Regions from separate parts of the Homo sapiens genome. Here all the other regions are linked to region 2. The links are chromatin loops, found by intact Hi-C in ENCODE. Cell type or tissue: heart right ventricle. All regions are shown on one strand.

Region 1 (8,000 bases), 530 kb after region 2:
TACAAGATTTGAAACTGAATGGAAAACGATGAACTTCAAATAATAGCCCTAAGAAAAGATAAGCCTAACAAGGAATAGTCTGGTTCTTCTTGACTTAGAAATTTGCTATAACTGTTAAATTACACAGGGATCCAGATGAGCCAGCTCCCGAAACTAAACACACATATTTGGAATTGTTTTCCACAGTCTCCATGGCTACCCCTGGGGTTGCCTAGTCTTCTCAGAACCTTGTTTTCACACACATGAAGGAGTGCAACCACACCACCCACAGACTTCAAAATTTACACTGGCTCGTCATTCAGTTAAGGATCTTTCCTAAATTGCCTTCCTTGTTATTTTGAATTTTCTCCCTGACCTTCCTCCAGTTCCCTGAAATGGCTTCACCTCTGTCAGCTTCTCCCTCACTCTGTGGCTTCAGTATCAACCATCAAGTCCTGGAGAGGACTGGCTTCCTGTTCCACCAATAAATCCCTGTCAGCTGAGGCGGGTGCATAGCGAGAACTCTCCTTGCTGCCTTTTTTCCCAGCCCAATTCTTCCTGCTCATCCCTACCAAATTCTTTTTCTCCCAGAGAGGTTTTTATGACATCCTTGCTCCAAATCCATTTACAAGATTCAGTCCAAAATCATCAGCTGGATATAATGGACCCCCCACAATCTGGCATCTTAAACCTTATCTACTGCAATTGCTCTTGCACCTTGATTCCAGTTAGCAATGCCTGTTCTCTATTTTAAACAATGACTAATTTATCCAACTCTATTCATTTGCTCAAACTATTTTCTTGCCTACAATAGCCTCCCAACATTTTTCCACTCAATGTAAGTACAGTTAATGATTGTTATTTGTGGTAGTTATGTTCTATAAAGTCACCTTGGACACTTAATTAGTGAATACGAAAAAATTGCTCTTAGAGGAAATATAGGGTTAGGTTCCTTCCAGCCTCTGGTCACAACATTTTTGTCAGTTGATCAATACATAACCTTGTTTTATGTGTGTTTCTGTTTAACGACATCATATTTAACATATATAGTGTTATTTCATTAACGTTGGTCTTACAACCAACAGCACTGTGACCATGCCTGAATGAAGCTTATCTAACACAACATTTTCTCCACAAGACACATCATAGTCCCCTTGTGGTTAGGAACACTAGACAGCACTCCAACACTATGCTTGGGGGATGTTTAAACAGGGAAATCATCAACAAAAAGTACAAAAATGCTAAAAGTCTGGCACTAAGTAGACTGCAAGAAGGACACTTGTTTATAGCATGAGAACAGAAATAAGGCAGAGTGTCACCTTGTTTGGCCTCAGCTAGGAGTGTGCCCGTTGGGCGAGTGAACTCTTTCACCCCTCTGCATATGACCTCAAATGACTGCAAATGGATCACAAGTATTGATTTGAGGGTTGCAAATAAACATGAGCAGTTGGCAAATTTCAAGTAATGAAGATTAAGCATATTACCTATTTACTAAGGAGGCCCCAGAGCTGCAGAAATAGTCTTGGACTTTAAGTGAAAAACTTGGATGTGAGGACTCATTACTACCTGTGTGAAAGTTAGCCAGTATTTCCTCTCTCTCGAGGCCTAAGTTTCCTCAACTTTAAATGGCAGTAAAAACGTGAAACTCAAATAAGAGATGATGTATGTAAAATCCACGTTTCCATAAAGCACTATATGAATGTGAGGTGGTATGAAAGGCCCCTGTCTTCCACAAAAACTTTCATAATTACTCTAGCCTGTTTGATCTCTACCTCCCTTGAATTCAGAGCAATTATTACTTAAAATGCTAATTTGTCATTTAATTAGTCTTTTTCACATTTTGTACTTCCTCAATTTGTATGATTATTTAAATTTTTACTTCTCTAACAGATGATGAGTTTCTTGAGGACAAGGAACTGTTGTTTGCTTGTCTCTTCCACACCTGAGCAATTCTATTCATAAATGAATGCATAAATGCAAAGTCCATGTAAACCATTCCACAGACTTCTCTCGGAATCCTGATGACAGAAGAATGTGGTTTACAAATAAGCGGCATCCTTCATCATGCCAGGCTAGGGCTCTTAGCATCTAACTGGCAAGCAGTTAGACCATCAAACTTTTGAAAACTGCTTGCAAAAGAGCTTATCTTTCCCTGGAGATAATTACCTGGCACTGAACCAAAGCCACTTATATAAAAGTTAAGAAAGTTCAGTTAACTTTCTGATAGCTTGTATGCTTCAGCTTTTGATTTTTTAAGAGACAGGGGTCTATGCTATGTCATCCAGGCTGGAGTTGAACTTTTGGGCTCAAGTGATCTTCCCACCTCAGCCTCCCAAGTAGCTGGGACTACAGGCGTGCACCACCACACCTGGCTTGCTTCAGCTTTTAGACAGAGACCAACACCAATTTTGCTAACCTCAGAAGAGCAAATCTTCTCATAGTGCAGATGACCTAGAAAAACAACTGAGATTTTGCCCCTCATGAAATTGCTATGAAGTTTTTTTTTTTCAGATATTCAACATTCATTAAACTGCCTCTGATTTAAATTAATGTTTGGGTGTTAATTAGAGCCCAAACATCCTGATACTCTCCCCTTTCCTAATAATTTATGCCGTCTTCAACCCCTTCCAATTCCTATTTACAGCAGCCCACTTTCACATAATTCCATGATGGAAAAAGCTGGAGAGACAAAAGAGAGAGGTGATATTCAATGGAAAGCCATCAGTCTGGTATAATAGGGGAGGATCACATCACACGGATAGCTCGTGACATGATCTTGGCTGTTGGTCGATCCTTCTACTTTCTCAGTGATTTATTCAAGGGATCTGCTTTGTTTCACTTGCAAACTATTTTAACATTACTGTGGATAAACAGAGTGTCACCAGATTTCCCGTCTTTCCTGGGTCATTTTTCCTGGTTATATAAATGTTTGTCTTAATCCTCCTTCTTCCTCTGCACTTTTCAAAATGTTTTTTTATGCTTCTAGTCTGCACAGGGTCAGTGTGCTAATTACCAAATGAGACGAAGATGAAAGAGTCTCCACATTCACAGGCCAGATAGCTGGCTGTAGTCTTTAGGCAGCATCATATTTTTTAAATAACATTCATAGTTATCCATCCAGGCACCCTTCACCCTCACATGTTGTTTCAAATTGTTAACCGACAGCTCCAAATAGGCTCAGAGCAGAAAACTCCACGTCAAGGATCCAATAATGGCTGCTTCTGCTTTTGTGGTTTTCAGAAGTGGGGGAGGTGGCGGGCAGGTATGCTGATTTATCAGCATGTTTTCTTCATCTCTAAACTTGTACACTGGGGGAGAAGTCTAGGTTAAATGTGAACGCTTCACAGTTTTCCCACCATCTGAACTGTGTTATATTTGGCAAATAGTTTTCTGGAAGGGGAACAACGCGTTAAGCTCTGGCCATGACATAGTTTGTGATAAGCTTAACTGAATTCAAGAAGGAAAGGTCTATGCCAACTGTTCTTACACTCTTTCAATTTCTCAGGCATCCAGGGCAGAAAAATAAAACTCAAACAAAGCTTGAATATTTCAAAAGAAATTTGACATATTAACTGTATTAATTAATCCTGATACTGTTCTGAAACAACTTTAAAACTGTAAACAATCTTGATTATTTCCAGAGAGAAATATTTAGACTAAAATATTCACGATCAAAACTGGTTTAAAAATTCCACTAACTTGGGTTTTTAAAAATATTCCTTTCAACTCCAAAGTGGACAGAAAAAAAATAGGCCATTTTTTGCTGTAAATTAACATAGTGGAAATAATCACACACATTAAATTTCCTGTTTCTTTATGAGAACTGCTTATATTTTTGTGAGCTTCACTACCAGAACATTTCTATTTCAAGTGTTGAATGATAGAGACTAAAAATTCTATAACCTAAAATCTAGCAGCTTCCACGTTTTTCTCAACTAAGCACAGCATACCTTTTGCTGAGGGGAATAATTCTAGCGGTAAGGAGATGATTCATTCTTGAGCAACCAACCTCCACATTCCATTTTATCTTTAGTAAGGCTGACAGACAAATGATCTTTACTCAACCATGTTTAGTATATGGTTCAAAAAGAAAATACCTATAGAAACTTTTCAGGCCCACAGTCATGTTATCTCTAATGATTTTAGAGTATCTTAGAAGTAAGGCCAGATATCACAAAAACGACACAGGCCAGCTTACATAAATCAATTTTTTTTTTCATTTAGCATTACAGTTGCAGTGTTTGTTGCATAACAAAGAAACTCTCTTCTAGGTAGGTAAGTGGACAGATACCAACTCAGGTAGGACTTAAGAGGTGTAAGATATTGGAAGGGTGCGCATTAAAGTAAGTATGAAGGGAAAATGCCTTTGAGATTCTGATAAAAATTATGAACTTGGTTTCTTAAAAAGATGATTATATGTACAATTTGGCAAATGTGCAGAAGATTTTTTAGTTCATGAAACTCATCTATAGGATTGTAACAGTTTATAGACCTCATACTAAGAATCCCAGAATAAAGGCATTTTCCTCTAGTAAAAAGCAAATGTCTCTAATATCCAGAATCTACAAGGAACTGAAACAAATTTACAAGAAAAAAACAAACAACCCTATCAAAAAGTGGGCAAAGGATACGAACAGAAACTTCTCAAAAGAAGACATACGTGTGGCCAGCAAACATATGAAAAAAAGCTCATCATCACTGGTCATTAGAGAAACACCAATCAAAACCACAATGAGATACCATCTCATGCCAGTTAGAATGGCAATTATTAAAAAGTCAGGAAACTACAGATGCTGGAGAGACTGTGGAGAAATAGGAATGCTTTTACACTGTTGGTGGGAGGGTAAATTAGTTCAACCATTGTGGAAGACAGTGTGGTGATTCCTCAAGGAGCTAGAACCAGAAATTACCATTTGCCCCAGCAATCCCATTACTGGGTATATACCCAAAGGATTATAAATCATTCTACTACAAAGACACGTGCACAAGTATGTTTATTGCAGCACTATTTACAATAGCAAAGACTTGCAACCAACCCAAATGCCTATCAATGATAGACTGGATGAAGAAAATGTGGCACATATACACCATGGAATACTATGCAGCCATAAAAAAGAATGAGTTCATGTCCTTTGCAGGGACATGGATGAAGCTGGAAGCCATCATTTTCAGCAAACTAACACAGGAACAGAAAGCCAAACACTGTATGCTCTCACTCATAAGTGGGAGTTGAACAATGAGAACACATGGACACAGGGAGGGAAACATCACACACTGGGGCCCGTTGGTGGGTGGGGGGCAAGGGGAGGGATAGCATTAGAAGAAATACCTAATGCATGTGAGGCTTAAAACCTAGATGATACGTTGATAGGGGCACCAAACCACCATGGCACATGTATACCAATGTAGCAAACCTGCACGTTCTGCACGTGTACCCCAGAACTTAAAGTAAAATTAAAATAAAAAAGCAAATGCCACTGAATGAAACAACTTCAAATTGTTTGAATCATCTGTACATATTGATTGTCTTTCAATGAATTCTTATTAAGCACCTACCCTCACATAAAGCACTGTACAAAATGCTGTACACCCTTAGGCTGTCTCAGTGGAACCTCAACATCCAAAAGCAGGCTTGGATAAGAGGCAGTGTATTGCTTTACAGTAATGGAATTATTGTAACCAAAGGATTTTGTTGTTGTTTGTTCTTGTTGTTGTTATGCTCAAGTTTAATTTTTATACTTATTTTTTAAAGAAAGAATTCTTCAAGCCCAGAAAGCACGTTAACTTTTCATTATGAAATTACTCACTGACTCAGTCAAGAGAGCATTGTTATCAGTTATCCTTTTGTATTCATCAAGGTTCTCCACAGAAACAGAACCAATATTATATATATAGATATATCAAAAGAGAGGTATTATGAGGAGTTGGCTCATGAAATTACAGAGGCTGAGAAGTCCTACAAACTGCTATCTGCAAGCCAGAGGCCCAGGAAAGTCAATGGCGTAGTTCTGGTCCAAACTCAAAGGCCTAAGAACCAGAGGAGCCAATGTTCCATGTCCTAGCTTGAGTCCAAAGGCTCAAGAACCAGGAGTACCAATGTCCAAGGCCAGGAGAAGATGGATGTCCCAGCTCAGAGTAAATTCACTCTTCCTCTGCCTTTTTATCTAACCTGGCTCTTAGCAGATGAGATGATCACCACAAACATTGGTGAGAGGGATCCTTTTTTTTCCTTTTCTAATTTTAGGTTAAATTCACAAGGGGATGATCTTTACTCAGTCTCCTGGTTCAAATGCTGATCTCTTCCAGAAACACACTTACAGACATACCAGAAATAATGCTGTGTCAGCTCTCGGGGCATCCCTTAGCCCAGTCAAATTGTCACATAAAATTAAGCACCACAAAGTGTCTGCAAAAATCCTCACTGACTCAATGTGAGGAGCATTATTATCAGTTACCTATTCCAAAATCTGGGCTCAAACCTCATACAATATTGCCTTCAGCTATGCAATAGTACCCATAGTTCTGTTGGAAGCATAGTCAGAAAGAGGCTTTCAGAGTTTCACTTAGATCAGATGCTTGACTTCTGGTCCTGCAATACAAGCAATTTTAGAGAGCAATGCCTGTAAATGAAGGAAATGAAAAAGCTGCTGATTCCTAGCAGACTGCAAAACACAAATTTAACACTTAACATTAAAACCCTTTAGCTGAGAACTCCCAAGATTCCTTCAGCTGTTTCTACTACCTTTGGACATGGAATTTCAACATAAAAAAGCATTTTTCAGGTAGGTGGGTTTGAGCCCTGTCTCTACATACTATTTCTTGGCTCTGTAACCTCGGGCAAGACAGTCAACATTTCAAACCCCATAAGATCCCTATCATGGAGGCCCTGGTAAAGACTAACTCTTCTAAAGGGTTTAGTGCAGTACCTGACAAAGAGAAGCATTCTACAAATAGAACTCTTTTTCTTTTCTTTTTTGAGACAGAGTTTCACTCTTGTCGCCCAGGCTGGAGTGCAATGGTGCGATCTTGGCTCACTGCAACCTCCGCCTCCCAGGTTCAAGCAACTCTCCTGCCTCAGTCTCCCGAGTAGCTGGGATTACAGGTATGCACCACCACACTCGGCTAGTTTTGTATTTTTAGTAGAGACGGGGTTTCTCCATGTTGAGGCTAGTTTCAAACTCCTGACCTCAGGTGATCCGCCCACCTCGGCCTCTCAAAGTGCTATGATTACAGGTGTGAGCCACCGCACCCGGCCTAGAACTCTTTTTCTTGTCTTACATTACCCCCACCAATCTTTCCAACCTCTGAAATTTAGATAGGATCTGGCTCAGAAAAAAATAAAATTTGTTCAAAGTCACATAGCTAACATGTCTAGAAGCTCAAACTGGACACTAAGTCTCTTCATCCTTTATCAGCAAGCACGCTACTAAATACAATGTGGGTACATATAAACATGTGCACAGTCAACCCGTTCTAAACATTGCTGGCACTGTCATAAATAGAACAGGGTCTTTGTTTTCAGGATGGAAGAGGGTCCAATGAGAGAAACCTCAGACATGCACATGTTTATGTGTATAATGTAATTCTTCAGCAGTAAATACAAGCCCACGGGTCTCTAGGAGAAACAATGTGGAGGATTGGGTTGGCAACAGTTTTCCATAAACAGTGACACTTGATCTGAGCATCAAGGTACACTGAACACATCTGAAGTCAGAACACCAGGATAAAATTACTCAGTCACTTATAAGCAATGAAACTTTAAATTCCTTAATATTTTCCAAGTGATAGTTTTTCATTTGAAAAGTAGGGGTAATAACATCCACCTCACAGAATTGCTGTGAGGGTTAAATTAAGTAATTTTGGCTAAAGCCCTGATCATCATATAATTCATCGTCCAAACGAGGATCCATTTGAGAATATAAGAAGATACTATTAAAAATTACACCAGGACAAGGGGCATAAACCTAGGCACATGGTCACCCAATTTATCATGTTATCTAGTACAAAGATAATATTCAAAA
Region 2 (8,000 bases):
ATCAACAGGGGAGAAGTTAGAAAAAAAGAAGAATCTAGTCATACTGTAATGCTTACAATGTAGCAAATATTCAATGTAAAATAGAGAAAGTTCAGAGATATTAAATAACAAACTTACTTGCCGACATTTTTAATCAATTCTGGTCATATAAGAGGTAAAAGTTCACATAAGATTGCTATTAGCATACATGTATAAGTGAAAATGATAAATGTGCTAAAAAGTTAAAGAATAAGAATCAATGTCTTGGAAACTAATGAATGTCAGGAGAGTTCGTGAATAGCATTAGGACCTCTTACACAGACCATCGTCCCCTGAGTGCTTTTGATCTAATGACAGACCTTGAGGCAATGCATGGCTGGATTTCCTGCCCAGCTTCCAAGAGTGTCTCTCTCAGCATCTTCTCCTCTTTTCAAATCATAAAGCGTTCTAGTTTTTACATGCACTAATATTATGCCCTCAAAAGACCATAAAATATTTTTTGAAAACTGAGGAATTATTCATTTGATTTTGATCTAGTCTTCTTTGTGCACAAGCAAAAATACTACCATTAGTTTTTGGCACTCATTTTTATGGTGGTTTTCATATCTGAATGCCACTTTATTTTTTAGATAACTTACTTAATCGGTGTTTAGTTATATATGTATCCAACATTCCCAATCTAATTCTCACACTTTTTATTAGGACTAGTTAATTGCTTAAGGAAGTTCCACCAAAAACACTTAAAAGCTCTAGCTGTAGCTCTGTAAAGGGGTTAAGATGAGCAAATCTAATTGTTATTTAAGTAAAAAGGAATGACGAGAAGTGGACAAAACGAGGCTACTGCCTTAATAACTATGCTGTTATTTGGATCCTACTTACCTAGCAAAAAACAACTCCAATTATAGGGAAAACAATCCCTAGGAATAAAAACAGACACTACTCAAGATGATACACACAGTTAGCTCCTTGTCTCAAAATGCAAACAAAGTTAAATGATTTTGCTTCTAAAATGTTTTGCAAAATGTAAACTCACAAATAGCTTAATTATATTTTGATTATTTCAATTTAATTTATAGTGAATGTCTCAGTTTGTAATATGTTTTTTCAAATGAAAACCATATGGAGATTTTTTTAAGTAGTATATTCAAAAAACTCTCAAACTCTGGAAGTTGTCAGTGATAGCAATCTCTCTAAAAAGTCTGCCTGTGAGAACACTTGACATGTACAGATAAAAAGAAACTTGACACCATAAGGTTCGAAATCACTTTTTTCCTAAATATTGTATTCCTAGTTCATCTAATGTCATGATCATCTGCCTAACATACTCAAAAGATATGTCTCTGATTTCAGTGAGAGGATATAACAATACTGTATCTTCTCTAAGTATTAAAACTGCAACAACAAAACATTCTTATTTGACTTAAATTTTTTGATTTTCACAAGTCAAGTTCTATTAAAAAGTAGGTGGACCAAAGAAAAATGACTGAAAAGCTAAATTTATCACTGCAATAAAACCCTATAAGCTTCTGATTTTTCAGTTCAACTTGATTCTGCAATTATGCTACCAAATTTCTAGATCATTCCACATGATGGAACTAGCACGGCAGTTGGATGACATTTTTAAAAAGTCAATTTCACAATGTCATCTCTGGAAGCAACCATCTCAAACTTTGTTTTGTAATTGATCACAATTAAAAGCTAAGGAGATAACATTTGCTTTACATTAGACTTTTCAGAAAATACAGCTATTCAGTAAGAACCTCTAACAAGAATGCAGACTACTAGAGTATAAAAAAGGTGATAGCTGAAGAGCACCTGTCAGAGCCCTGTGGGATGGAATGGAAGAAAATAAAGTCAGAGTTTGTTCTCTCTCAATTTATTAGTTGAATGTGAAAAACACTTGACATTTTATTTTTCTAAAATATGAACCCAAATTTCAGAAATTTTTCAAAGGTTTACACTACAATGATCTTGGTGGTAGCTTTGGTTATTTTCAGTTGAGAGTGAGCTAAAAATAATTATCTAGGACTCATGCTGAACATGGGATTTCCTACCAGTAAGGGCACAGGCAAATGCAACCCCTTATGTAACATATGCAAGAAAATATTTAAGTAACAAAAATGTAAACACCATACTAAAACTGAAAATGTATAGCTTTGTTGATAGTCTTATTTCTTCTCTTCTTCCCATAGAAATTTCCTTAAATCAACTTAGTCACTACCTCAACCTCAGGAGAATGGGGAGATAAATATTTCAGGTTAAAAGTCTTTTATTTCTTTTTCATCCATTTTTCCTACCATCCAGCCAGCACTTACAATAAGCAAGACACTGGGCCAGAATTTTCTAAATGAAATGCTTATGGCTGAGAAAAGGAAGCTACAAAAATTTGATTCCTTTTATAATAAAAATTGTCTTAATCTGAATCTGACTTCCTTAGTTCCTGAGACTAGAAAGCAAATTCTCAATACAGCATAAGCAGTTCAGCAGGCTCTCTCCCTTCCAAACTTCCTGAGAGACTGCTGCTGAGGCTGGACCCTGAAATAATAACTCCCAAACAAGGGGATGTTTCATATCACGAGGACAAACACTGCTCACTAAAGAGCATTTCTGAAGTGGATCTCTAAAATACGATAAAAATAAAAACTATTTCATTTATTTGTGTTCATGCTAGCTTAAAAATGGGCTAAGGATGCTGATTCCACATAGCTGTATAACTGTTGCCACAGAATTAAACATTACCCACTGAATAATATCTCTATGACTTCAAACTTCCATTAGGTCTCTTTAAGTGGTTTATACCTGGAGAGGAGGAAACACTTGCCACAGACATAGCATAAATATTCAGTTATTTAAACTTACTTCACAAGATGGAAAATTTTTACTAAAATCCTATTAAACCAAAACCACAAGATTCTTGCATAAAATTATTTCAATATTCTAACAAGGTACTGGGAGAGACAGAATGGCATTCCTTAAAATTTTAAACACATTCGGAGGGAGAAGACTCTATTAGGTAAAAAGAAAATGAAATGAAAGAAAATGTGCATGTAGATAGAGATGGAGAACAGAAAAAGACTGACCAAAAAAAAAAGTACCAGAACAACCTCTATATTAATTTAAATCAACTTCAAAATTAGCCAGAGCTAACAGTGACTAGTTACATTCAAGTATAAACTCTTTCAAGAAACAGATGTGTGTTACAATGACATTTCATTCTTCAGCTAGCTTCTTCAAGAACTCTAAATTAAGTCAGCTTTTACCAGAAGCGAGCCAGCATCCACATTATTTCATTTTGTCCAAATGTGCTTCTTTGTATACCATGATTCTATTGCCTTTTGATCTTTTTAGAATTTCTAGTAAGTGAAAATCTATGTATCTATGATATAAAATCTGTCTATATTAATCTGCAGTGTAAAAATAAGTAATATACCCTGTCCCAATCACTAAAAGCATCACACACAGATATAAACGTTATACACATAATAAATGTATTTTTAAAAGTTAATCTATATATCTATATATAAAGTAAAATGCCATATATAATTTTCTCTTTATTTCTTGATGTAGAATTGGAATTACGGCTATTGTTAACGAATTCATAGAGTATAAGGAAAGGTGATGGAGAGGACATGACATTAAACATTTCCAGACTTTTTCATCTGAAATCAGTTTGAAATTGCAAACCGGAGTGAACTCAGAAAATGGCTCCAAAACTCACCTAATCTAAATTCCTACTTTAAAAATTCCACACTATCAAAATCTCCAATCTGCTCTATACACAGAATGAACCATTTTCATTGTGTTTCCATGAAAGTGGTATTTATATAAACAGTAGTGAAAAGTTAGCCCTTTACAGACACTGTTACAATTTTCATCCATTAAAGCTAGGAGCAGGCTTGTGACTTTTAGTTTCCTAAGTTACAAAGATAATGACCTACAAACATAAGCACTTTCATTTCTAAAGAGACATTAGATAACCCAATTATAGACTAATCATCATGAACATGTGTTGTGTTTACAGTGTATCCATAAGCAATCCCTGTTACATACCAAACTCCTAAAGGCAAATTCATAATTAACTGGAAATATTGATACTGTGTTATAAATCAGGTTAATATAAAGGTCTTTTATTAAGGAACTCTGCTAAATCTCCCCCTCCGATGAAAATAATCATATTTTAAAATAAATGCAATAATGAGAAATGAAGAAAAAAGGGCAAATAGACTTGGCAACTATTAGAGTGGTACAAAAATGAGCTATCAAGATTACACATATAATTTTAAAGACTGTATATTGTTATTAAATCTACAAAGACTTTTCATTATAACTGAAGAGGTGACATTAGTATCTCAAATATTACAAATCTTTAAAAATATAGAGCTGCACTGTCCAATATGGTAGCCATTAGCCACCTGTGTCTATTTAATACTTGAAATGGGGCTAGGCCAAACTGAAATGTGCTTTAAGTGTAAAACACACACAAGATATTTAGACTCACAAAAAAACAGAATGCAAAATATTTCATTTTTTTTACACCGATTACATGTTGACATGCTATGCTGGGTTAAATAAAGCATATTATTATAATTCATTTCATCTGTTTCTTGGGTGTGTATGGCCTCTAGAAAATGTAAAATCAAATGTATGGCTTGTGTTGTATTTCTACTGGACAGTGCTTATCTATAATGTTTATAGGACTGTTTTCATCAAAGCCACTGGGTGACACTGTTTCTTCACTAAATTGATACAACCAAAGCAATTTTCTGCCAGGGGAAAATCACACATGCACACACACAAATCATAAATGCACATACAGGTACACACATGCACATGCACATACACACACTTCAGCAAACAATATGTGCCCCCTGTAACCAGTCATCTTCTCAGGAGGAAAGAACATGAGTGCCCTTAATGTAATATTATTATTATGTTAGCAGGACTGGCTATACTTGAAAGCTTTAATAATCATTCACAGATTCCTAAATAACAAATGACAGCTCTAATCAAATCAAAAACACAGACATTGCTTAGTTTGTGACTTCTCTCAAATAGCTTTCCATCTTCGAAATGGTAATGTTCTTCATGACCTCCTCTGATATTATACCCTATTTACTTATATTTTAATGAAATTCTAAGGAAACACTGCAAAATAACAGGTGAAAAAAATTACCAGCTGTTTTTGCTAATGAAGAAATGCCTTAACAATCTGCAGATTATGCTTTGCCTTGAATTTGGAAATCCTGAACATACAAAAATAAACATATTGAAAATCTAAAATAAAAATATTCAATATTTAAGCCACTGCTAAATACTTTTGTTTGATAAGACTCCACAAAGTTAGACTTTTCAGTGCAACTGATATTCATTTACGTGACAAAGTCAAGAATAATTCATTCCAGAGGCTACCTGGTATTAACAAGTTTTGTGTTATTTACACATCTGACACTCAATCTGATTATTCAGTCTTCTAATGCTGAATGAGAATTTAGAGTTGGCTCCATGGGAAAAATTACAAATGATACCCAGGGTTAAAGTTAGCAGCCTGACTCCTTTCCTACTGTTTCCTCAGTAGCACAGTCAAGTCAAAGAGGAAATGGACAAAAGCCATCTTGCCTTGGGCTATCTTCACACATATAGCTAACTCTCAGTTTCCTTCTCTCTAAAATCAGACTAATTGTAGTCTACTAACTACAGCCTTTTCAGAATTAAGCATTTAAAATATCAGTGCAACCAGCTATTTACAGTCATAAACTAACTCGACATAAATACAATCAATCAGTGTACTATTTTGAAGTGTAACATGTCCTAAATGAAATATTATTTTACCTTTGTTTCAGAGCAGACTGTAAAGGTACACCAAAGTAATTTCCATTTTCAAAAACATTCTCCATGTCTTCAAAATGTAAAGTTGCTTAAAATCTAAGCCATTTATGTTTAACCATCTATGTGTTGAGGACCTTCTGAAAACCTATGACACTAAGACTTTTTGCTCCTAAGAATGAACAAATGAAGTTCTGCATACAATTTCAGAGAGGAGATGAATGAGTCCTGGAGCCAGGTTAAAAACCTGCTCCAAGTTATTATATGCATTTCTCCATTATCTAAGATATTTCACTGTGACTTCCCTTTTTCTTATGTTCACTTCTCATTAATCTCACTAGGCTCTAAACTTTGCAGAGACAAATGCTGTGTCACATCTATCTGTATATTATTTTTGATTTTTAGCACAAGGACTAATGCACAGATAAAATGTGTTGATTTGAGACCTGGTAGGTTGATTGATCAAAGGCCTTTATGGATAATGGGTAACATTAGCTATGGGTAGCATCTTCTTTTAAAACAGTGGTATACATTCACAATGAACAGGTATGGTCAACTAATATTTTTTACGATTGTCATACAACACATCTTCCTCTAAACTACAACTCAGGCACATCTGTTAGACTTTTTTCTCAGTGATCAAATCTGTATATTTTATATCAATAACAGCACAAACATACATTCTCAGTTCAAAGTTAAAACAATTCCATAGTAGCCTTACTAAAAAAACAAACAACAACAAAAAATCTCCTTTAATAAAAAATACTACCTATCATGAAAGTATATATAGGTAATTACCAAAAGGATTCAAGTTTCTATATAAAGGAATTATCTTCATTTGAACATTAATGGAACACATCTTTAGGTGCAAGAATAGGAGACTGGACTTTCTGAGGGTCTTCAGAATTATTTCACAGAGGTTCATTAAACACATGAATGCAGAATATAAGCATAATATTTTTTAATCTCAATTTGAGGGTTTTTTTAAGAAGATATAAACACCACACAGAAATGGAGCAGGAAGACTCCACTGAAGAGGAGACATATGGCAGCTAAGTAAACAATTCACCATAAACCTGTAGGGTTATGCATCACTTCCGGGAGCATAAGACATTTCCCCATCGCCCAATGCAAAGGCATGATACAATAGTTGCATTGATTATCTTCACACATCCAGGACAGTATAACTCACAACAATAACTCTTTCTCAAAAACACAACTCCTATCCTAATCCCAAAATAAACTCTTTCTTTTGATAGATAAAATAACACACGTTTTCAATGAAGTCAACATTGACTCTACTGGGCTGACTGACACAAACCATATTAATGGAAAAATCTTAAAATATATAGGCATACTTCTAATTTTGAGGTTTATAAACATCCTACCTTGACAGAATGAGAACTTGCTTAAAATAGAAGTAAAATTCAATTTGGTAAAGCCTTTATTCAACTAGCGCTCTGAAGAGATTATTTCTCAGATCTGAATTTTCTAATAGACTACAACAAATTCACACAAATGTCACTGCAGATAGAATGAATGTTTTTTCATGCCAGTGTCACTCACCCTTGCCTGCCTGCACCCCCTCCCCCAAGGCTTTTCAAAATGTATTTCATACACAGAGTCACTGTTCTGGTTGTTTATTTAATTAACATGACAGCCCAGCATACACAGCATTTCTTTCAGTTCTACAGTTTTAACTTTTTACACTTTCGACTCAATACAGAAAGAGTAAAATTACTGTTTTCACTCCTTCCAGCCTCTGTAAATTTATATAGATTCACTGACTATTTATGTCACTTAAAAAACTTTTTCAGTATGCTTTAAATATCTGTATTCACAAAGTAAAATTACAATTTTTGTCCCCCCGACACACAAAAAATTCTTTTCCTTCACCTTTCCCAAGGGATAAGGAAATCTTGTTTTCCCTTTTCAGTATTTTCAGAAATTGACATTAATTAATTTTAATTCTGTCACCAAGTCATAAGTAATCAATATTGCTCTTTGAATCACCATAAACTGAGTAACACTACTGAAATGTAGAAGCTACAATTTAATTAAAAGTCCGTGATTATTTCTGAAACTTACTCAATTTGAACAATATGTTACATTGACAGGCATTTAGGAATTTAAACAATGTATTCTACATTTTGAGAAGAAATAAGCAAGTTTTTTGTCAAAGAATAACAATGCCTCCC
Region 3 (8,000 bases), 170 kb before region 2:
CACTACCTGTTTAAGTTAAGCCCACTAAGAACAAAATCAGTGCCGATGAACGAGCCCTCCGACACGTTTTCAGCAAAACGCCTGTCGAGAAGTGCTTGGAGATCACCGGCCATTGCCGTAGCCGGGGAAGAGCTGGTTGAGGACGGTCTGCAGAGGCTGGTTCACCTGCATGGCATAGCTGCGGCCCAGGTCGTAGCGGCAGGCAGGGCAGCTGAACACCTGTGCCCGAAAGGATCTGTCCAGGCAGTCCTTGCACACGTTGTGCTGGCACACGGTCGTGATGGGCCGGAACACCAGCTCCTGACAGCAGATACACTGGAACGTCTCCTCCACTTTACTCAGGAACAACTGGAACGGGCTGCCGCTCGCCGGCCGGTCCTTGAGTGACGCCAGGACCTCATTCCACAGCTTGGCGTTGCTCTTGTCCTCTCTGATGAGGCTGCTCTGCTGGGCCGTGAGACTGTAGGGCTCCACCTTGGTTTTCTTGGATGTCCGGCGCGGGGACCCGGCCCTGCTCGGGCCACCTCCTGCCGACTTCCGCTTCCACTTGCCCTTGCCCGTCCTGGGGGACGCGAAGCCCCCCTCCTGCTGCTCCTCCTCCTCCCTCTTGCTGTTCTCCTTCTCTCGCTCTCGGTTGGCCAGGGCTTCCAGGTAGCCTTCTGGATACTGCATGGTCAGCCCCAGCTTCTTGATCCGGTCCTTCCCCTCCTTCGTCCAAGGGCCGGGCTCATCATCGTCCCTCCGCAGAAGGTAGCGCCACACGAGAAACCCGGACTTCCCCTTCTCGGGCCAGTATTTCACAACCTTGTAGATGCCATCGTAGCGGTTGCCCTCAGCGGGGGCGTACTTGCTATTCTTGCCACCCTTGACATTGCGCACCACCCTGACCGGCTTCCCCGACCGCCAGTCCTTGGCCTCGGCCCCTTCTTGGTCATTGATGGGAGCAAAGCAGTTGAGAGCCAGCGCCCTGTTGGTGTTGGTGAGTTTCTGATCACAAGACTGTTCCGCGGTCCTCTTGTTGCCGGAAAGCTCTCGACCACCACTACCCGTGTATGTGAAAAAATTCCCATGGTCCACGTCATCCTCGTAGCCCCCCGCCAGGACTAGGGAGTACGCTCCGTCGTTGCTCCGGCCATGGATGCCAGCCACGTGGGGCCGATGGACACCCGACTCGCTGACCTGGACTCGGAACCGCCACATGGTGCCCACGGGGATCCCCGGGATGGGTCCGTAGTGGTTGGACGGGATGATGGTACATTCCTTGGTGCGGCCCACACAGGCCATGCCCTTGTCCCAGTCCCGCTGTGAGGACGATGTGGCCGAGGCCATCTTCGCCTTCTTCTTGCTCTCTCTCAGCCGCTCTCCCGCCAGTACCACCTCGCTGGCATCATTCCGGCACTCAGGGCAGTACCACTCGTCCTCGCTGGGAACACTGCTGAGGGGCGGGTCCAGGCAGTAGATGTGGAAGGCCATGTCGCACTCATCGCACATGAGCTGCTTGTCGGGGTCCTGCCGGCCCCCGCACAGGTGGCAGGCGCAGACCCGCTCGGGGGTCGCGTAACTAGTTAGCATGCCAGAGTCTCGTTCGTTATCGGAATTAACCAGACAAATCGCTCCACCAACTAAGAACGGCCATGCACCACCACCCACGGAATCGAGAAAGAGCTATCAATCTGTCAATCCTGTCCGTAAATCTTTTTTTAAAGACTTTTTTTTTTTATTACAAAAGAGGACAAATTGATCTGGCTATATAAAACTTTAGAGTATTTGCACAAATGTCACATTGGTAAAATATCTGTAGTAAACTTAGGTAAAGAATAATATCTTCAAGATATCAAGGGTTCTTACAAATTTGAAAGAATCCCAACCCTAGTAAAAAACTGAGGGAAGAGTGAGAACAACTTACAAAATAAATAGATCTATGGAAAGACATTTAACTTTATTGGAAGTAAAAGAAATTCAATATAAACAATGACAAGATACTACTATTGCCTATTATATTTGCAAATTAATAATGTTGAATATTTGGAAAACAGGGAGTAAACTAAGCATATATATTGCTACTATATAACAAATATATATTTATACACATTGTATATATATATTTACACACATATAAAATATATATAATACATATATTATTAAAAATTCATACCCTTTGAACCAGTAAACTAAGATCTAAAAATCCAGTAACTATAATGTGCTACTAATTGTTTATCCAACAAAAGGGAAATTACTCAATAGATTACGGTATACAAAATGATACCATAGAGCAATTAAAATTTGGCTTCCAAGGCCTTTATAAAAAAGAACATGTGAAATGTTCACAGTATAATAGGTAAAAAACATAACAAAGTAATTTAATGAATTTTAAGCTACTCATTTTTAACAGACATAGTCAATTGTTTTAAGCCTTGGAATTATCATGATGATTTAATTGTAGTTTGGCTAGCACACAATTTTGGGTACACTGACCCAGATAATCATTATATAAAATTGAATGCTTACATAGTAGATATTTCTTTAATGCTTTAATTTTTTAATTTATGGATTTACTGGCATTATATCATCTCAAAAATATTTATTGATACTAAAGATGATTATAATATGGTTCACAAGCAATAATTAACTAATGAAATAAGTAGTATGATTTAGAAACATTAGTTGTTCACTAGAACTATCAAAAACAATTCTTGACACATTTCAAACATTGACAATACCTTACATTAAAATAGGAAGATGAGCTCATTATTTTTGGCAACTTTAAAGTGGCAATAAATTGAGCAATAGGCTTCTAGTGAAATGATTTATCAAAATCTTCTGGAAGATTTACAAAATGCTGACTATTAACACTGTTATCCTCCTTGCTAATGAGTTTAAACTAACAGGATCAAAATAAGGTGGTAAATTCTCCTATCACAACTAAAAGAGGTAAATAAATCTTACAAACACAAGTTATAATCCACAATATATTGATTTAAGAGAGAATATTTCATGATGACAGTAAGTCAAAAAGGAAACATTTTTGTAGGACCAGAATTAAAATGAGGAAAGCATGTAATTCACTGCCTTCTGCCATTAATTATCTTAACGATGACGATTTTAGTCAAAGAACAAAAACACTCAAAATGTAGACTAATTTGGGTCATCATTTACTCCAGAAGATAAGATCAATTTGGTAATTTGCAAATCAGAGCTTGTAAGATGCATTTCAAAAAATTCACTATCTAAATTTGACTTTTTCTTTTAAAGCATAAAACAGTAAAATTTGCCAAGTGTGTTATGTATCAGAGAGTTATTTCCTAGCATTATATAACAAACTGAGAAATATGCAGGGCAAAGAAATTCTTTTCCATTCTTATTTATATATTAATATCATCTTTATATTATATTTGAAAGGTATGAGCTGACCAAGAATGTGGTAGTATTTTAAAATGTACACTATGGCTACTTTTTTCAAAGTAATAAAAAATGTTACAGAAATCTACATCCTATGTGAAATATATTCAAAAAGAATGAACTCTGCATATGACAAATGAGATACTGTAATGTTCTACAGTCAATAAGAGCACCAAAGGAAGTAAACAGGATATTTCTCCTTTTGGATTTGAAGAATACAAAGTGTTTATCATTAAACTTCCATTTCTAATTAAAATAATCTGAGCCAAAATTTAGCATTTATTATTTCAGTGTATTTTCTTTTTTTTTTTTTTAATGCAAAGAAAGAGGCAATGATGGGGGTAGGGACTGCATAGTGTCAGAGCTTTATTCCTTCCCACGATTACAGCATTCTGGCCACTAGATGGGGCATGGGGTGGAGAGTGGGAGATGTAAGGATAAACTTCATATTAGCGCATGACAGCATATGAATTTTTATCCTATTTGTATAAAAAATATTTTACTGTCATAAAAACATAGTTCTCAGATAAAGGATGAAAGACTACAATAAGCAGCATATTGTCAGAATCCATTAAAAAAAACTACTCATAGTGTGATAAACTGACTTAATATTACAGATTATTTAAAATAAAATGAGGCATTTAGCTACTGGTAAGTACTCCTATTAAACAGAACCATAGGGATAAATGTTTCACAAAGACATCTCCCTAGCCCTTTCTTGATGTGTGATTACAACAAATAAAAAAAAATGGTTATTCACAATAAATAGTAAAGAAGACAGCTTGCACATTGAGGTCAATGAATTTCAGAATTAAGTGCAAAATGATGTTGATATTATTTCAAAGAGAAAGTCAAAACATCCTTTCAATTAAACAGATAAGATTAGTGTTAAGTTGCAGATGACCAAAGTAATCATTTGACATTATCATAGTAGCAGATAAAAGACGTTAATGGGCCACAGACAATGAGGAAAAGAAATAGAAACTGTGGAATTTTCCTTTTTGCAAAATAATTCATTTTGACTAAACTTTCAAGAGAAATGAATAGCAGCATGCTACTTAAGCAATTCTGGGAAAAGAGAAACTTTATTAAGATGATATGATACTCTTTTTGGAGAAGGAATGCTAATGATTTTAAGATTAGTTACATAAAGTTGCTAGAAACATAAAACAGAGAGGGAGAGATTGAGACTGGAAAAATAAATAAAAGTAAGTTTAAATATATTCTAGTTGATAAGAGTACATAACTACTTAATTCAGGGAGAAAAAAAATGTTTGTCTCTCACCATCTATAAAAAATACCCTCTGGCTAGTTTATGATTACTCCTCTGGGTAATGACATTTTAATAAGCATCTTACCAGAAGGTCTGGGGATATATAGGTCACCAAGGTTATGCCTGCAAATGGCAAATAAAATCTTTCCGTCTGATGAAGAAATTCTCTAAAAAAAATTTTTTTTAAAAGAGAATGTTTCTTCTCTTCTCAGTTCTCATTAACCAAGATAGGCACAATGAAGACCCTTAAATTTATTCCTGGCAAACAAAGTAAACTTCCTTGAAAAGAAACACAATCTGTTATAGAAAGCATTTTGAAAATCCTAACTGCTTTGACACTAAGTCATTTTGATCCTTATGGAATAAATTCTTCTCTCCGTCTTTTATTTTTAATAATAAATTTCTACATCACAGCCTTCAGCTAACAGTATGTTACACAGTACTTAGCTCCAAGGAAAACAAAACTGCTGCCAAACACAGAATTTAAAAAGTTCACAGGAGAAGCAAAGAAGAAGTCAGCATGGAAACAAAAAGGTTCTATCCAAGCAGAGATATTTTTAACAATAGCATGAGAAATAGATTGCTGAAAATATATTTCTGTAGGTAAAATATTTTGCTTTCATGTTTATATGTTTTTCTCCTGTTGTTTGTTTACGTAAAAATGAACGCCTTTTTAGGGGCTTCTCGGGAGAAAAAATTCACCACAACTATTACTAAAGGGATGAAAGCTGAAGGAGGACTGTAACTAGATGGGAAATAAAAAATTATTATTTGTGTGTACCTTAAAGAGGTGAGAAGTTTTAGATATGAAAAAAAGAGGATAACGATGGAAAGTAATAGTCACCACAGTTATCTTTGCACTACTCTCAAGAAAACTATTCTTTTACAGCAGCTGAAGATGGCTAAAACATATTTCTGAAGACATATAAAACTAATATACATATAAGGATGTAAAGGTTACCACACAGTCCACTTTCTATTTCATCATGTACTCATTAAGTAAATATGTATTGTATGCATATTATGTGCAAAGCACTGTTCTAGGCACAAACTGTATGCCATTGAACAAAACAAGATGTATCTCTGCCTCCTGGCTATTATATTTTAGTGAAGGAAGAAGATAAACACAGAAACATAGTATACCAGGTGATGATAAAGCTATAAAGAAGCTTAGAATAGAATAAACGAAGGGAGAACAAGTGGGGGTAATGGATGGTAGGGGCTGGAAGCAGAGGTAAGTTTATATAAGTACAGTAGATCGAAAAAGTCCTTTCTGAAAAAAGTGACATTTTATCAGATAATTGTATAAAGAGCCAGACACACAAACCTGGGGGAAATGCATGCCAGACAGAGGAAATAGAAGATGTAAAGGCTCTGAGGCGGGAGCAGGAATGGTACCTTAGGAGCAGCAAAGCATCTCTATGTTAAATTTAAAAAGGGATTGGATCTTTGTGATCATAGCTATATATTTGGTATTTACTATTTTCCTTTAGTATAAAATTGGTCTACAAGTTAATTATTAGCTTCATTAATTCAAAATTACAAGAAAAAATTATCTAGGGAAATACTAATACACCAGGGATTCTTCTGTCCCCAAACTCTTACTTAATTCCATTCAATACAACAAGAATTTATAGAATATGCACCACATGCCACAAAGACACCCTTATATTAGTCATACTAAATAGTACAATTTTATTGTCCCTTTACATATGGGTTTTGTTTTTCAAGAGTCACAAAATGCATGAGAGCAGGGGTTGCCTTTTAGAACCACATTTACTCTGACGAGCACACGGTTTTTGATTTGATAAGAAACTAAAAGCACTTCTTTAACCTGGGCATGTTTGATTGGATTCTTTCCTTGGCATACTCTTTTTCCTTAATTTCTATGCTACCTATATTTGCTCTCTGCAGCATTCCATGTGAGAAGATGAGCCTGAACTGTATGTCTCCCCTGACTGCAGGCTCTAGCAGAGGTCAGTGCTCTGGATTGGGAAGATCTCTGATAGTTTAGGCCAGTCTCAGCACCTGTCTAGTCATTTTGGGAAATTGTTCTTTTTTTTTTTTGGTGGTCCTTTCCTGGGTCTCTTCTTATTAACGGAGTAAGAATGTCAAAATTACCTTGCACTCTTCAGAAAAGTAAGAGTGGAAGTCTGCATTTGGTCCGGGGCTTAGGCCAAAGAAGCTAACAGAATTCCTGGGGTTGCCATATACTGTTTATCAGCCCTCCAGTCGTCAATACTGGGATTTGGGATCTAGAAAGACCTAATACAGGTGGTGCTGAAAAAGACTTACCCACCTGCATAATTTTTTTTAAATCTCTGCTGGCAGGAACCGCCTGCATATCATAATTTACAAACTAGAAGACCACATCAGCCTCGTGTGGGTAAAACAGATGTGACTAGCAGCCACAGTCTCATAAACACAATACCTCTATTACAGCTACTTCATCACATCTCCCCGCTCCTCAAATCAATCCCACTCTACAATGTATTAGCAAGTGATGTTGATTTCACTGACGATTTCATGGGGAGACAAGAGGACATCATTACATTATACAAAATACAGCAAAAAGCCATATAAATATCCATTCGATATCTCTCCACAAAACTTTTTTGTTTTTTCAGGTTTTTTTGTTTTGTTTTGTTTTGTTTTTTTTTTTTTGGCAGCCACTACCTCTTGCCCTTTACTCTTGGGGTAGGGCAAGAGGACTGTGTCTTTTTCAGCATACTGGCCCCAGCTTTTCCTCCAGGATCTTTCTCAGAATCTAAATCTCTTACTGTTCCCCAAACAATTTAGCTTTCTCCTGTATTCCTCGTAAACCTTCAGACAAATTAGCAGGAACAAAGAGATTCCTTAGAATTCTTAAAATTGACCCTCCTTTAAAAAATCACTGAGAGCCTGATATATAGCATTGTGACTGAATTTAACGGATATTTTTCCTTTCACAGTTGGTGATAACTAGCTAAATTCCATCCACTTGATTGATACTAAATCCCTGATTCTGATTCTTAGCATTTCAATATAGCAGCCAGTGTAAATTTCATAAGCACTGGGAATGAGAAGGCTTCAGATAGAGGCAAATTCAGATATTCTGGAGTTTGAAATTCTAGCCTCTCTACTACAATTTCTCTATCTATTTCTGATAATGATCTTCCTATATACTGCTTTAGAATGTTTCCATAATTCTGTATCTGTCCCTGTTATCACAATGATAATAATTCCTCTAAACCTATATGCTGCCACTAATCTTACAAAGCTTCCATTATTTTCATTTAATACATCTGGTTTATCCTGATTACTTGAAATTTTTACAACTTCTATTGCT

Evidence for each region. Hi-C counts contacts between places; a loop is a spot of excess contacts. Peaks named below come from ENCODE experiments on the same cell type or tissue, not always from the same donor. Only the 100,000 strongest peaks of a DNase experiment are listed, where the experiment ranks them.
Region 1: a loop joins it to region 2, with 5 times the contacts of the local background. A loop is called at or near these places in 3 of 110 quality-filtered maps.
Region 3: it touches region 2 in a loop (2.0-fold over the local background); 7 of 110 quality-filtered maps call a loop at or near these places.

What each region holds. Positions count from the first base shown.
Region 1 is chr12:19,842,747-19,850,746 of GRCh38, reverse strand. LOC105369682 (a long non-coding RNA gene) reads left to right here and starts at 307. Exons shown (of 4, transcript XR_931409.3): 1 at 307-817; 2 at 6,684-6,761; 3 at 6,963-7,081. In heart right ventricle, no CTCF peak of the experiment used is centred here; a DNase peak (open chromatin) is centred at 3,226; H3K27ac peaks cover 4,622 bases.
Region 2 is chr12:20,373,888-20,381,887 of GRCh38, reverse strand. All of the region lies in intron 1 of PDE3A (phosphodiesterase 3A), which reads right to left. Among named protein-coding and RNA genes, the nearest start is that of PDE3A-AS1, 7.6 kb to the right of the region's middle. RefSeq lists a silencer at 6,799-7,093. In heart right ventricle, a CTCF peak has its summit at 4,695; no DNase peak of the experiment used is centred here; H3K4me3 peaks cover 7,048 bases; H3K27ac peaks cover 8,000 bases.
Region 3 is chr12:20,545,114-20,553,113 of GRCh38, reverse strand. All of the region lies in intron 1 of PDE3A (phosphodiesterase 3A), which reads right to left. It also overlaps the pseudogene LOC728688. Among named protein-coding and RNA genes, the nearest start is that of SLCO1C1, 150 kb to the left of the region's middle. RefSeq lists a silencer at 1,485-1,779. In heart right ventricle, a CTCF peak has its summit at 3,806 (motif pointing right); a DNase peak (open chromatin) is centred at 1,167; H3K27ac peaks cover 2,876 bases.